Regions from separate parts of the Homo sapiens genome. Here region 2 is linked to region 1. A link is an interaction called in ENCODE POLR2A ChIA-PET data of the cell type or tissue named here. Cell type or tissue: PC-9. All regions are shown on one strand. Each heading gives the region's core, and the rest is flanking DNA. Links, peaks and the distances in the headings are about the cores only. Region 1 overlaps SLC38A4 (solute carrier family 38 member 4). Region 2 has its middle 65 kb from the start of PCED1B.

Region 1 (5,393 bases), core at 101-5,100:
GCAGGAGGGTGAAGACCTGTGTTTATCCTTAGGTGGTGGTTTTAACTCACACAGCCCAAATCTTCACTACCAGCTCTGCTCTGGGATCTCAGAACAAACTGACACCAATGACAAATGCCAGGGAGGGGTGACCTGGTGTGAGTCTGGCAGAGGCCATGTGTGAGAGAGATATGTGATAGATAGCATAACTGTTTTTTGAAAAATTTTTTTCTGGTATATAATTTACTTAACATGAATCCCCTTTTCATTAGCCTTCAAGGCATCAGGTTAAAAAAGGCAACTTTTGTATATTATTGCAGCACAACAAACTGGAAAAAAAATGAAATGCCTTCAAAACTGTGATGAAATTTAATAAGATTTGAAAGTTAATATGGTTTTGGCTTTCAAGGTTCCAAAGTTATATGAACTCCTACTCAGTTTTACTAATCCACAAGACAGAAGCTCCAGCTCCACTTTTCAACTTTGAGTTTAAAAATAAGTTTTATGATTTTTTTCCTACACTATAAAAATACCACCTGAAACTACTTGCTCTATCTACACATTAAATGGCCAATTTTAAGTGACTCAAAATGCTATAGGAAAATAATATCCTCAGGCATTGCAATTGCAAACTCACCCTATAATTAAATCAAAATGAAGGTAGAACACATGTACTAATTTATGGGGTCAAGTAGGTTTCTTTCATCAAAGTCTTATGTACTTACTGGGAAGAGGACAATGGGCACAGTTAGTGTTACTGCCACAAGGACTGCCAGGCGAACCATGAGAAGAGGGATGTCTAATGTATACACTTTGCTGTAGGCATGAAGTAATTCATCTTCAACTTCTCCTACAACAGGAAAAAGAGAATGAAACCGCTTGGTGTTGTCAAATCAGCACAGGTCACTTATGGCAACATTTTATAGAGAGAACACAGAACAGAGGAAAAGACCTAGGCCTGGGAATCCAGGCACCTCTGGTCTTGCCTCTGAGCTCATTAGCTATGCAACCTTCATTCAAATGAACAAAGAGGTCCTGAAGCTGATAACGTTGCAGAAGGTATAATACAAAATAAAGAGCCTCTCAAGCTCATTTACATTGTGATAAATCTATCTCCGCTGTACAGAAGCAATTACAAATCAGACAGAGACCAAGGTGCTCTTGTTGAAGGGGATGAGAGACCCAAGCCCCACATATTGTCTCTCCCAGCCTACCACCTCCCCTGTCCCTACCTGCGCAGCCACTCCTGATGCAGGTTACAAACCCAGTGTGTAAACTCTAGGATGAATGATTGCTACCATTTTTTCAAGCTCAACAACTATGACTCCATCACCACACTAAAACAGATATTTTTGGGCTCTTTCAAGTTTTTGCTTGTCTTATGAAACTCATTAAAATAAGTATAAGTAACATGCAGGGATAAATTAGTATAATTTTTAGATGGTCTCCCAGTGGGTACTACTCTAAGACGAAGATGCAGCCCTACTTGAAAACACCTTCATTCAGGACTCCAAGCACAAATAACAAGAAAATATCTATGGAATCAAGCGTAGTTGGATTTTCACCTCAAGATCAGACAAAAAGGAGTGAAAATACCTTCAGTAGTATTGACCTCGTCATTCATTATTTCACAACCGGCAAAAAGTTAATGCCCAATCTAAAGCACATGTTTGGTTAATAGTCAAATATTAGTCAAATAGAAAAAAAACCTAAGCAAATGGTGGCCTACTCCTGAATCTTTTCCTCCACAATTTGTCATACATGCAATTCAATTTACCAAGTCAGTAAGAAAAAAATTAAGTTAAAAACTTTAAAAGGAGGTTTATACAAAAATATATTTATATTGATACACTGATTCATGTAAACATATGCTACCAGGTCAATATGTGATTCCATGAAATCTGTTTATGTGGCCACACTTCATGGAAGGAGTACAATCCTACTCCCTTTGTGAACTGTTAAGATGCCAGAGAGGAAATGTTGCAGGCATAATCTAATGTGGCCATAGTCACTTTTTTTTGGTGGTGCATTCTTAGATTGAAGGAAATTCTGTCATGTCCTCTTTCTTAGGAAATCATTTAGTATAACAAAATAGAATGGGATATGTCAGAAATTTTACCTAAAGTCCCAAGCTCCCAGATTTGACTTGACTGGTAAAGAGGAGGCAAATTCAAACTTGAGGACCTGGCAGTTTCCCTGCTATTTGTGTGGCAGGTAATAATTCCATCAAAGGAGCTTTATCACATGCAAGTGGATTCATTCTCATCACTTGTAGCCTGAGTTGGACTATGGAGTCTAGCCAGAGAAATATCATCTATCCCTAGAGGAAAATAATTTTGTTTGAGGGATATTTTTTATAAAATAGGTGTTAATTCACAAATTCTTGTAACTTGTTAGCCAGGCTGAATCAGGCCCCATTTCCTCAGGTCAAGTGACAAAACTAAAATAGTATATTAATTGAATATGTGTCATCTATAGAGCATGCTTATAGAAGGCAATTTTTAAAAATCATACCTACCCAGGTCAAGGACCAGCCTAACAAGGATTTGCATATAGAGAATGACTTTCAGAGTGACCTACCATAGAAGGTTAGGTAACCAAAGAGGGCGGCAAGCAGGTACATGACAAGCATCCCCGTGATGGAAATATTTGACACCGTTTGCATTTTTCTCCGGGACCGACTGGAAAAAGAAAGAACACCAAGCTTTGTTTTTTAAACTTACAAAAAAAAATCACTTTTCAAAATGAAAATAATAATAAAAAAGTATATCTATATTGCTCATCATGAAGACATATTTAGTACATAAACTTATAGCTGATTTAAATTTGTCTTAGAGAGCTAATGAGGATTCATTTCCATTTTTCTTAAACACTAGTCCTTCAGTCTTAAAAACAATCATTTCCCTAGAAGAGGAACAGTCTATTTCACGTAGGTCAGTAAGCTTGCCCACTGAATAAGAATATAATTAACATAAAGATCAAACAGGCTCCTAACATAGAAAGCTTTTGCATTTCATAATGAGATGACTTTAGATGAGGAAAAGAACCTAGTAGAGTCAGCAAAGTACTACTGCCAGGAGTCCAGACTACCTGAAAAGCTTCTGAAAACCATTCTAGAAGGAACCTGGCTGCCAAAGATCAATTGTCAGGCTTCTGGAGTAACTGCTACATGTAATTTTCAAAGTAAATCAAAGACATCAAAATACTTGAAAGTGTTCTGAAATTTTTTATGAGGTAAATCAGAATTTATGGGGAAAGTTTTGCTATTTAGTGAGAATGAAGACTGAGGTTACTGATGTCTAGATTAAAGAAGTTGAGAATTATTATATAATACCCTCCCTTAAAGGAAAGAGGAAAACAGCTATAATGAGTTCATATCCTTTGTTCCCAAGCAAATATCAACAACTTCAAAGGGAAAAGAATACAAATGAACCATAGACCATCAGCTGGAAGAAACAAGATTTTCTAGCCAGTGACTCTATTGTACAAATAAGACAACAAAGGACAGATATTGACACATCTCTTGTAATGAATGTGTTCTAGACAAGGGTTAGGTGCTGACTATAAATGACATCACTGGCTTATCGAGGCTGCCCCTAACCATAAGTTTTGGTCGTCATGGGTGTTTTCATTTCTAGTCCAGCTGACATCGTTTCTTCCGAACAAAATTCAAATTTAAATTCCCAACACCTGCCAAAATTATTACAACCATCGACTCCTTGTCCACCTGCCATGAACCCCTCCCCTGAACCATTATGGTGGAGAGAAAGGAGAGAAAGAAGATAAGGTAGTGCTGTGGTGGGCTGATTCCCACCTTTCTGATTAAAGCATGTTACTGAGGAGTGGATGGAGTACATATTTTCTCTGAAGAGGAAGCTATAAACTGTGTTTCCTGTTAAAGAATCTTTGAACATATGAGCAGAATTTCAAAGCAAATTAGAATGCTAAAATGATGGCTGCCTTACTCTTTAAGTTCACTGTAGATGGGAAGGACCTCAGGGTGGCATACAAAAGCAAATACTAGGATAGGAATTGCATAGGCCGTCTGAAAAACAAAGACAACACCACGTGTTTAGCATTCCAACATAGATGGTGATCTCAGGCCATCTCAGTTTATTGAATAAAAACTTAGAAAACACATAACTGTACTCATTAGAAGCCCGGACCGCTCACTTACCCGGGAGTTGAATACAAAGTATTTGGGTTCACACTTGTCATCACTATGAGCTTCATATTCTACTCCACTGTCATGAAGAGAGCCCTTGGCCTGGTTCTCATCCAGCCCTGCAGGATTGCGGTGGGTGTAATCCATCATGAAGTTCACATCAGAACTCTCAGAGTTGTTGGGTAACATTACCACATGCATTGGAAGCGTGTTGTTGAATGACAGATTTCCAACACTGTGATCCAAAACAGGTAGAGGGCAGGGTATTTGGAATTTCTTGTAAATCACCTAGACTCAGTCATTAAAAAAGAAAAAAAAATCAGCTTTTTGAGAAAAAACAATGAAATAAGAATCCATATGTGTGGCTTATAGGGTGGGGGGTGAGGGAACTCAGTTAGGGATTCCTTTTAGACTAATGGACAAAGTAAACTTCCTCTAGCCTCTGTTCTAAGGGAAGAGTTGGAGCTGTGATTGGCAGCCCTGCCTCTTAGAGTTAACAGGACAATATTTTGCAAGAATCCTTCCCACCCTCTTTCATGCCCTTCCATGAGAAAGATGATCATTTCCTTATTTCTTCAAACTAAGGTGACATGGGTCTTCAAAACTTTTTTTCCTTCTCCTTTACCTCTTTGGGGAAATGCTTTATAAATTTTGGCATTCATGATAGTGCAAGAAATTCCCTCTTTTGTCAGGGGCCTAGAGAGGAGGATTTCTTCTTTAATCCCACTGTTCTTGTCCTCTCTTAATGGGTGGAATGTGTAAGAGAGAATGGCTGATTCATGTGAATATGGGTATAGCCTTCTTGTTTCTCATCTGGGACTCTCCTCTGCTGTTCTAAATGCCAGATTATTGTCATGTTCCTGCTTGAAGTTTTCCTTTTTTCCCCATATATAACCAGTGTGCCTAGACCAAACCATTAGTAGTAGCTTTGATATTCTACCTCAACTATCTTTAAATCGTAGCTGCTCTTTTTTTGCTCTAAATTAGTCTACAAGAAAATCACTTGTGATACAAGAACTATTTCATATTAGTGAAGTGCTTGAACAAAATGAGGACACTAATTTAGGCACAAAAAAACTCATGCTAACCAACCTGCAAGGATCATGTCATCACATCACTTACCACACTAACAAAAAACACCATGCAGGTAAGAGAAAATCCACTGGTATAGCCAAGATAACCTAGAAGTTAGAAGAAGCATTTTGGAAGGTGAATATGGCATCTACAATTAGCTAACCTATTTAAATGT
Region 2 (5,393 bases), core at 145-5,144, 240 kb after region 1:
CCAGTTCTGGGTCCTTCAGGATGACATGATATTAAGAGACAGGACAGATATTATTGGCATAATACACAAGAAGACCTTGGTGAATTATCTTCTACTTGTGTTTTTAATCACGTTAACTATAGAAGCATTCCTGTCTATGTTGTACTATTTGTCTTTCAAGGGACTGGGAAAGGCTTCATCACTGGGCACTATGCTTGCTGAAGAATAGAAGGAAATGGCATTTGCACTTCCAAAGTCACAGGATAAAAGAGATGCCTCCCACTGTCATCTTCTACCCTCTTTGTGGGTACTTATTCTCTGGGTAATTATTGTCTAATTTTCCTGTTTGATATTAGCCTCACCCTTAGCACCTAGGAAGGAATTGAATGAATACTTTCCTGAGGCTCTAAGACTCACATAAAGCCCACATGCATAATGGGATTAACTATCTAGACTGAATGACTTTTCCCAGTTAATGTAAGTACTATTTACAAGAGTCAGCTTAATATTTTTGAAATGGGAAGCCTTCCTTGCCTCTTGCACCTGCTGGTGGCTCCAGGCGTTCTTTGACTGTGGCTGCATAACTCCAATCTCTGCCTCTGCCTTTACCCCTCTATTCTTTTCTGTGTCTCTTTTAAGGATACTTGTCATTGAATATAAGACCCACCTAGACAATCCAGGATGGTCTCATCTTGAGATCCTTAATTAATTACATCTAAAAAGACTATTTTTCCAAATAAGGGCATGTTCAGTTTCCAGAGATTAGAATGTGGACATATATTTTGGGGAGTCACCATTAAACCCACTGCAGTCTCAAGTCTTGTCAATCATTAGAACCACCTAGATAACTTGATAAAGTACAGATTCTCAGGTCCCATCCTTAGCCATTCGAATTCCATAGACCGGGTTTGTATGCATGTTTGTGTTTTATTGTAGATAAGAACTAAATCTAGGTTTAAAAAAGAAAATCACTAGGTGATTCTGATGGTTATTGTCCCCTATTCTTTCAAGATCTTAATTTTGGAAAATGTCATTGTTATCTGTTACATCATCAATGCAGTGAAAGACAATAGCATATCAAGAATGGCAAGATGGTATGGGGGAAATTGTGGGCTTGGAAATCAACCAAGGCTGAACCTGAAATTTGGCGATATCTTGTGTTATTACTTAAATTCTGTGAGCATCAGTTTTCTCACCTGTAGAATGGAAGTCTTTACATTATAGTGTTATTGTGAAGATTAATGAGATAACGTATGTAAAACCCCAGCACGTGCTCAGTGATCAATTAAATGGAAACTATTATTAGCAAAAGGTGGATCTGGCAGCCTATGTTAATCCATGTAGCTATAATACAATCATCCAAACTGACTCATTAATCATATGTCATGATTTGCTTAATTTTGATATATAAAAAGAATAGTATTTATAAATTTTGGAATTATGAACAGGTTCTATAAAACAATGAGAGAGTGTAATGGAAAATATTACCTCTTTAATTATTATAGTGATGATTTTTCAACTTCCATATAGTTTCCAAAACCCTAGGTAAATGAAAAATCTCTAATGTTCAATTGATTAAGTGGCTTCACCCAAACTTCTCCTATGGACTATATTCTGTCTCCCCAAAATTCATATATTGAACGTCACAAGGGTGGGATGCCAATCTAATAAGACAGTGGCTTTATAAGAAAACAAAGAGAGAGAGAGATCTTAAGCAATCTTTCTCTGCCATGTGAGGACACAGTGAGAAGGCAGCCATCTGCAAACCAAAAAGAGACCCCTCAATGTTGAACTTCCAGCTTCCAGAACTATGAGAAATATACATCATTTAAGCCACTCTGTTTGTGGTATTTTGTTATGGCAGCCCTAGCAGATGAATACACCCCCCCATCTAGCCTATATCCCTTTTTAGCATGATTCTTAGAAAATATGTCCTCATTGTTGTCATGAACATTTCCCAGGCCTGCTACTTCTCCTTAATTCTAATAGATGGGGTAAAGGAAAGTTATGTGTTACATGGGAGACAACAGAGAGTGTTTCCTATTAATTTGTAAGAAACCAAGCTCATCAAGCACAAACTATCATCAGTATAGACTTCTTTAATGGGATTATCAGACCCATAGTTTCTCTTAATTCAGGATGGATATTTTTCCTTGAGTAATTTTTTTTCCTCTTTCTGTGAGTAAATTCTCTGGCCATCTAGGTAAATTTATTGCTCATACTTCTGTTCAAAAAGCTTTGATATTCACCGTTGCTTTCAGAATGGCCGGAGGACCCATCAATTCATAACTGCAAAGACCTCCAATTCCTTAACTCCTACTCCTCTTTGTGTAAACTTTTGATCCAAACTGTATGCTGATGTCCTACTGACCAGCATTGTTCTTTCACTTTCTCACATTTTTCCATCTCATTCCTTCTACCTCACATGCCCTGCTAGCACAGTCAACTATATCCAATCTAAACAACAGGTCCTACTTCACCTCCTACCAGCTCCAAGAAGGCTTTGCTGACCACTCCAGGAAATGACTCAGTCCATGCTAGCTTTATCCTTGTTGTGTCACATTACTCTCAGGACTTTGCACAGGATAAATGTTCATAAATATTAATACTTCTTGGTCTAAATATATTTCTCTATGTAAAGAGCCCTTGAACTTCTAAGGCACTTCTTGTCTGTATCAGCAATTTGAAACGAATCACGAACCTTCTGAGGACAGCCCATATGTATGTTTGTGTTATTTACATTTTCTATTGTGATTTCACTTTCTGCTTCTAGTGTGAGCTACATTGGGAGCTTCTTGAGGACTACATCCCATGAATGAGATTTGGAACTAGGAAAGACTACAGGTTCCAACCTAGACTTCCCTGCTGCTAAAATTACACTGTTTAGTAAGTCACTTCACAACCAATTTTATGAGTAAATGGAAATGATAATCCCTGTCCTTCAGGGCATGGTGGCTCACACCTGTAGCGCCAACTACTTGAGACCTGGGTAGGAAGATCTCTTGAGCTCAGGAGTTTGAGTCCAGCCTGGACAACATAGTGAGATGCCATCTCTAAAACAAAACAAAACCATAATAAGTACCTCATAGGATTTATATGAGGATAGAATGATGTATTGTAAAGTATCTAGCACAGCATCTGCCTCATGGTAAATTGTCAATATGTGGGAGCTTTATTCTTATGTCCCAGTACTCCCAACACTTTTGTAGGTTAAATATTTTTAATTGTTAATTTCAATATATATTTCTATATAAAGATAAAATGGGGGAAGGGATGCCATATTTAAATGTTTTTGTAAGGCCTCTTCTAACTCAAGATGTCCTGATGCTATAAACTTTAAAGTGTATCAGAACGCATAGCACAGAAGGCAGCACAGTGTTGAACAATAATGCTCTTTAAAGTAGCTGCTGCATTTCCCACATTTCTTTCATTGTTCAGAAAATGGCTCAATAAGCCCACTAGATGATTTGGAATTCATTCAGGTCTTGTGAGCCCATTGTTTGCAATTCTCTAACTGTCATTTTACAGTCACATTGGACCCAAAGGATAGAGTCTGAAAATTTATTGAATGATGGAATTTTCCAGTTACAGAGCAGAATCCTAATAATTCAGAGACATCTCACTCCTGTAGAGGTCCCAGAAAAAGGTTAACGTGAACACAATTGCCTGTCAAAATCTTCCAATTATAAACTAGTTACTAGTTACCTTTTCCTGCAGTTGTGTACACAAATTAATATTTAATTTGGATGATCTTCACCCAAAAATGAAGGTTATAGGAATCTGTGCTGTTGATTTAAATTAGAATATTATACTCCTTTTGTTTTTCCTTTCCCTATATTGATTCCATGCCTGAGCAGTTAAAACCTTTGTGGAACAGAGACATGACGTGGTGTCACTGTTGGCAGCACAGAAAGACACAAAGGTAGAGAGATTTCAGGAACAGCAAAATCCCTGTTTCTTCCAAATATAGCCTTTCCTGGTTTTTACTTAGCCTGAAGTTTCTACTTCTGGAATTATATTTGTGGAAATAATAGTTTTTATGCACTAGTTTTTTAGAATAGCATGTACACACATACAAAGGCACACAGCAAAAAAATGTAAAAAAACATGTGGAGGTATAGAAGGTCTACAAAGCAGTCCTGAAAAGGGGAAGGAAGTAAAAGTTTTAAATTCTGTTTGACTCTGTTGCTGAGAATATAAATTAGTACAACCACTACAGAGAACAGTTTGGTTTGGAAACAGTTTTAGTTTCCTAAAAAAACTAAAAATAGAGCTACCATACACTCCAGCAATTCCACTGCTGGGTATATATGCAAAAGAAAGGAAACCAGTATATCAAAGAGGTATCTTCATTATCATGTTTGTTATAGCACTGTTCAGAATAGCCAAGATTTGGAAGTAACTTAAGTGTCCACTGACAGACAAATGGATAAAGAAAATGTGGTACATATACACAATGGAGTACTGTTTAGCCATAAAAAAGAAGGAGATTCAGGTATCTGCAACATCATGGATGGAACTGGAGGTCATCATGTTAAGTGAAATAAGCCAGGCACAGCAAGACAAACATTGTATAGAGTCACTTATTTATGGGATCTAGAAATTGAAACAATTTAACTCATGGACATAGAGAGTAGAAAGATGGTTACCAGAGGCTGGGAAGTGTAGTGAGAGGTTGAGGAGACATGGGGATGGTTAATGGGTACAGAAAATTAGAATGAATGAATAAGGACTAGTATTTTATAGCACAAGGTGACTACAGTCAATAATAATTTAATTGTACATTTAAAAATAACTAAGAGTATAGTTGGATTTGTTTGTAACACAAAGGATAAATGCTTGAGGGGATGTATACCTGATTTCCATGATGTGATTATCATGCACAGCATGCGTATATTAAAATATCTCATGTACCTCACAAGTATGTACATCTACTACTACATATCCACAAAAATGAAAATTAGAAATTATTATTTTTAATTCTGCTTGAAAATTTTGTCCTGTGAGAAAACATTTTAAATGGTTCATTTTCAAGGCATGATCAAAGTACTGGCAGCCAGCCTGTGGATGTAACAAACCACATGGCTCATGCACCTAGAAGGTCACAATAAACTGACAGAATGTAGAGGAGGAGTCAGCCCATAAAAGGGAAGAAAGTTTCGTTATTGGGAAATCAAAATTTAAGCGGGAAAGGGGACCGGGGTATGGGCTTATAAGGGGATAATGAAACTAAGGTTATGTCTGGGAAGATTGTAACCCCATAGTACTCAACTGATGAGGAACTGGAAGAGGGATTTGCGTGCTGGGAGATAAATTACCTGCTATAACTGCCCTGGGTGTGCCTGCCTACCTGACACCCTATCTGGAAAGACTGCCATTAAAAGTCTCACTTCCGCTATTCTTTGTGTCTCTGA

What was found. Peaks named below come from ENCODE experiments on the same cell type or tissue, not always from the same donor. Only the 100,000 strongest peaks of a DNase experiment are listed, where the experiment ranks them.
Region 2: POLR2A ChIA-PET joins it to region 1 with 7 read pairs; 3 of 35 experiments call an interaction of 5 or more read pairs at or near these places.

What each region holds. Positions count from the first base shown.
Region 1 is chr12:46,774,345-46,779,737 of GRCh38, forward strand. SLC38A4 (solute carrier family 38 member 4) reads right to left here. Exons shown (of 17, transcript NM_018018.5): 10 at 5,267-5,325; 11 at 4,157-4,432; 12 at 3,945-4,024; 13 at 2,560-2,660; 14 at 705-829. Among named protein-coding and RNA genes, the nearest start is that of SLC38A4, 49 kb to the right of the region's middle. In PC-9, for the core only: no CTCF peak of the experiment used is centred there; no DNase peak of the experiment used is centred there.
Region 2 is chr12:47,012,176-47,017,568 of GRCh38, forward strand. No RefSeq gene overlaps it. Among named protein-coding and RNA genes, the nearest start is that of PCED1B, 65 kb to the right of the region's middle. In PC-9, for the core only: no CTCF peak of the experiment used is centred there; no DNase peak of the experiment used is centred there; H3K27ac peaks cover 1,077 bases.